2 separate regions of the Homo sapiens genome follow, and region 1 is linked to region 2. A link is an interaction called in ENCODE POLR2A ChIA-PET data of the cell type or tissue named here. Cell type or tissue: HCT116. All regions are shown on one strand.

Region 1 (2,500 bases), 890 kb after region 2:
AGAAAGTGAAGAAATAGAGACTTCAGAGATCACACACAACAAAGAATATAGTTCTTTGCAAAAATAGTTTAGAAAAGTCACTAAACAAGTAAATACAACTCACATAAAGCAACAAAAACAAACCATGAGGAGGGGGAAGAATTTGATTTCCAAACTTACCACGTTGCAATATTTAAAACATTTGGTTTTCAACAAAATATTATAAAGCAATCAAAGAAACAAAAATGTCTGACTTATACAATGAACAGAAACTCTTCCTGAGGAAACCCAGTCATTGGAATTACTAGACAAAGGCTTTAAAAATAAATGCTCAAAGAGGCCAGGTGCGGTGGCTTCTGCCTGTAATCCCGGCAATTTGGGAGGCTGAGGTGGGTGGATCACTTGAGGTCAGGAGTTGAAGACCAGCCTGGCCAATGTGGTGAAACATTGCCTCTACTGAAAATACAAAAATTAGCCAGGCTTGATGGCAGGGCCTGTAATCCCAGCTATTTGGGAGACTGAGGCAGGAGAATTGCCTGAACCCAGGAGACGGAGGTTATCTAGGGGGATTCAGTAACAGATTTGAGTAAATAGAATAAAGAATTGGTGAACTTGAAGACAGGTCAGTTGAACTTGTTCACTTTGAGAAGCAGAAAGAAAAAATGATGATAAATGAACAGAGCCTATGAGAACTGTGGGACACCATAAAACATACTAATATACACATAATAGGGGTTCCAGAAGGAGAGGAGAAAATAAGGCAGAAATAATATTTAAAGAAATAATGGCCCCAAATTCCCAAATTTGATGAGAGACATGAATATATACATCCAAAAATTCCAATGAATTCCAAGAAGGAGAAACATAAAAAGAGCCACACTAAGACATGTAATCAAACTGTCAAAAGCCAGAAATAAAGTGAGAATCTTGAAAACAGCAAGGGATAAGCAAGTTGTCACATACAAGAAACCTCAATAAGATTAACAGCCGATTTATCCTCAGAAACTATGGAGGCCAAAACACAGTGAAAAGCCATGTTTAAAATATAAAAGAAAAAATACTGTCAATGAGAAATACTGTATTCAGCAAAATTATCCTTCAAAAATGAAGGGGAAATAAAGACTTCCAGATAAACAAAAATGAGAGGGTTTGTTGCTAGTAAACCTGCCCTCAAAAAAATGATAAAAGTTGTTTTGTAGGTGGAAATGAACAAGACAGTAACTTGAACTCATACAAAGAAATAAAGAACTTGGGTAAGGCAACTGCATCAGTAAATACAAAAGCTAGTGTTATTGTGTATTTTGATTTGTAACTCTTTTTAAAAATATATGGTTTAAAATACCAATGTTATAGTTAATGGGCACACATGTTTGAAGGAGTAGTTTATAATCACAAAAACATGAAGGGAGAGAGATGAAGCTGTATAGAGCAGAATTGTTATATACTATTGAAGCTAAGGTTGTGTTAATTAAAAATAGATTGTTATAAATTTAAGAGGTTAATTATAATCCAAAGGGTAAGCACTAAGGGAACAACCAAAAAAACTGTACAGAAAAGGAAATGAGAAAGGAATCAAAATGGCACAGTACAAAAAAATCAGGTATATATGCAAAAAGGCAGTAATGGAGGAATTGAGGAACAAAAATATATGACATATAGAAAACAAATAGCAAAACAGCAGAAGTGTGTCCTTTATCTGTAATTACTTTAAATATAAATGGATTAAACTCTCCAATTAAAAGGCAGAGATGAACAGATTTTTAAAATCCCATTCATATGTTGTCTACAGGAGACTCACTTTAGATTCAAAGGTACAAATAGTCATGACCAGCCTGGCCAACATGGTGAAACCCCATCTCTACTAAAAATACAAAAATTAGCCAGGTGTGGTGGTGCACGCCTGTAGTCCCAGCTACCCAGGAGGCTAAGGCATGAGAATTGCTAGAACTCGGTGGCGGAGGTTGCAGTGAGCTGAAATTGCACCACTACACTGCAATCTGGGTGACAGAGTGAGACTCTGTCTCAAACAAATGAAGAAACAAACCAAAGATACAAATAGGTTGAAAGTGAAAGGATGGAAAAAGATATTCCAAACAAATAGAAACCAAAAGATAGCTGGGGTGGCTATACTAATATCAGACAAAATAGATAGTAAGGCAGAAACTGCTCTAAGAGAAAAGGAAGGACATTATATTGACAAAGGGATCAATTCATCAGGAAGATAAAACAATTTTTCTCTAGTACACAAGGATCACTCTCCAGGATAGATTATATATTAGACCATACAACAAATCTCAATAAATTAAAATATTGAAATCAAAGCAATCCTAAGCAAAAAGAAAAAGTCTGGAAGCATCACATTATCCAACTCCAAATTATACCACAAGGTTATAGTAACCGTAACAGCATGGTACTGGTATAAAAGTAGATGCATAGATGCAGTGGAAAAGAATAGAGAACCCAGAAATAAGGCCAAATACTTAGCAACCAACCCATATTCAAAGCATACAAAAACATAAAT
Region 2 (2,500 bases):
CCAAGGCGGGCAGGTCACCTGAGGTCAGGAGTTTTGAGACCAGCCTGACCAACATGGTGAAACCCCATCTCTACTAAAAATACAAAAAAAAATTAGCCGGGCGTTGTAGCGCGTGCCTGTAATCCCAGCTACTCAGGAGGCTGAGGCAGGAGAATCGCTTGAACCCAGGAGGCAGAGGTTGCAGTGAGCTGAGATCACGCCACTGCACTCCAGCCTGGGTGACAAGAGCAAAACCCTGTCTCAAAAAACAAAACAAAACAAAACAAAACAAAAAAAACAAGCAGCTCTGACAACTACTTGATGAGGGAAAAAGCAGAAAATCTCTGAGCAAGGGAACCTGTCCCCAGAGCCCCCAACAAAACCCATCACAGGTCCCAGTGCTGGACTAGGCACAGGGTGGGCCAGGTGCTACTGAAAAGGGGGCCCCCAAGGCCTACTGAGCTTCCAAGCTCTCTGGGGGTCAGGAAGCCCCACTAGCCTGTGACTCCATCAGTCTTAGGGCAGGCCTAGGCCTGAGCCAGGCTGGGAGAGACAGCTGGAAGGGGGCTGACCACAGGCATGGAGGAGGCAAGGGAGAGCATTCCAGGGGTACCAGTGGCCAAAAATGAGACAGAGAAGGAGGCAAACTGGGGAAGGTGCCAGGCTCAATCATTCAATGCCTGTTTTTGTTTTCTTAACCCTTTTTATTGTGAAAAGAAAAACACTCAGGAAAAGCACATAAAGCATAAATGTATAACTTAATGAATTATGACAAAGTGAACACTTATGTAGCCACCTCCAGGATCAAGAAATAGAGCATGGCCTGTCCCCTGGAAATGTCCCACCTACATCTTTCCCCCTTGCTCCTCACTGAAGGTTACCACTATTACCACTATTCCAACTTAGGGTAATTGCTTGCAACATTCCAAGTTTTCCCCCAAGCTTACCTCTCCCCTAACACCATGGAATAGACTGTCCGGTTGTGAACTTCATACGAATGGACTCAATCACACACATCCATTCAGCTTTTGCACCACATATTATGCTGAAGGTTCATCCACGCTGTTGCATGCAGCCATGGTTCCTTCATCATCATGGCAGCTGGCCCCTTTGCCTACTTTGATGCCCTAATTCTCAGTTTGCAAGAAGCTAAGACTGTGGGAGCCCAGAGTCCTGCCTTGCCTGCACCAGCCAGGGGTGCCCAGCCTGCCACAGGCTCTAGGGCTTTGCCTGGACTTGCTTTTCTCCAGATGGCCACCTGCAGGGACAGGCAAGGACAAAGAGCAGAGTGCTCCCAACCGTCTCTGCAAAGCTTTGCATAGGGGCACACCCCAGGCTCTGAGCTGCTCGCCCCAGCCTCAGCGCAGATGACTGATGAGGACAGTAATCTATGGCTGCTCTGCCAGCTCCGAAACCAGCTGGGCACTGGGACCAAGCAATAAACCAGGCACATCCCAAATGAGAAGCAGGTGGCTTCTTAGGACCATATTTCTCAACATCCTGCCCTTATGGTTTGCCCCTTATCCAATGTGGTTCCCATTTGAAGGAGCCTATAACCCATATGAAAAATGATAGAAATTACAGCTCGCCATCCCAGCCTGGCTGTTTAGGATATTGGAAGAAACATTAAGGCAGGGCTGCCCTGATTAAAAGGTAGAGGCACTGAGGAGAGGTGGGGGGAGCCAGGCAACCCCCCATCATGCCTTTCCCTGCTCCCTTCTGCATGCAGAGTAGCCAGTTCACCTCTCCCAGGTACCTTTGAAAATGTGGCTCATGGCCGGGTGTGGTGGCTCATGGCCGGGTGCGGTGGCTCATGGCTGGGTGCAGTGGCTCATGCCTGTAATCCCAGCATTTTGGGAGGCCAAGGCGGGTGGATCACTTGAGGTCAGGAGTTCGAGACCAGCCTGGCCAACATGGTGAAACCCCGTCTCTACTAAAAATACAAAAAAATTAGCCAGGCATGGTGGCGCATGCCTGTAATCTAAGCTACTTGGGAGGCTGAGGCAGGAGAATGGCTTGAACCTGGCAGGCAGAGGTTGCAGTGAGCTGAGATCATGCCATTGCACTCCAGCCTGGGTGACAGAGAGAAACTCTGTCTCAAAAAAAAAGAAAGAAAGAAAATGTGGCTCAGTAGGAATTAATGAGGTGGGCGCCAAATTGTTCATTCTCAGGCCTCGTCCAGTCTGGGGAGGACCCAAATTTCTGCCCCAGTTCCTCCTTCCATCAGTCCCCACATTCAGGCCAAGCTAGGTCCCACCTCCGAGCACTATCCATGCTGCCTGAATGTCCTCTCACCTACCCAAGGTTTGCCCTTCCCAGGCCCCAGGAGCTACTCTAATTCTTCGTGGAATATTCCTGGGTGGTTGGTTCAGAGACCCACTGATGTTCTGCCCCCAAACGCCTGGCGTTTCTCCTCTTCTGAACCACACCAATTAGCCTTGATTACAGAATGGACGCATTGTTCTCTAACAGTTTCATATGTGCAAGCCCCAAATCCCCAGATGGGAAGGGTGCGTGGATG

The links. Peaks named below come from ENCODE experiments on the same cell type or tissue, not always from the same donor. Only the 100,000 strongest peaks of a DNase experiment are listed, where the experiment ranks them.
Region 1: POLR2A ChIA-PET joins it to region 2 with 5 read pairs; 2 of 35 experiments call an interaction of 5 or more read pairs at or near these places.

Annotation. Positions count from the first base shown.
Region 1 is chr5:134,981,531-134,984,030 of GRCh38, forward strand. All of the region lies in intron 2 of CATSPER3 (cation channel sperm associated 3), which reads left to right. Among named protein-coding and RNA genes, the nearest start is that of CATSPER3, 15 kb to the left of the region's middle. In HCT116, no CTCF peak of the experiment used is centred here; a DNase peak (open chromatin) is centred at 942.
Region 2 is chr5:134,087,914-134,090,413 of GRCh38, forward strand. It overlaps a transcript of VDAC1 not described here. Among named protein-coding and RNA genes, the nearest start is that of TCF7, 26 kb to the right of the region's middle. In HCT116, no CTCF peak of the experiment used is centred here; no DNase peak of the experiment used is centred here.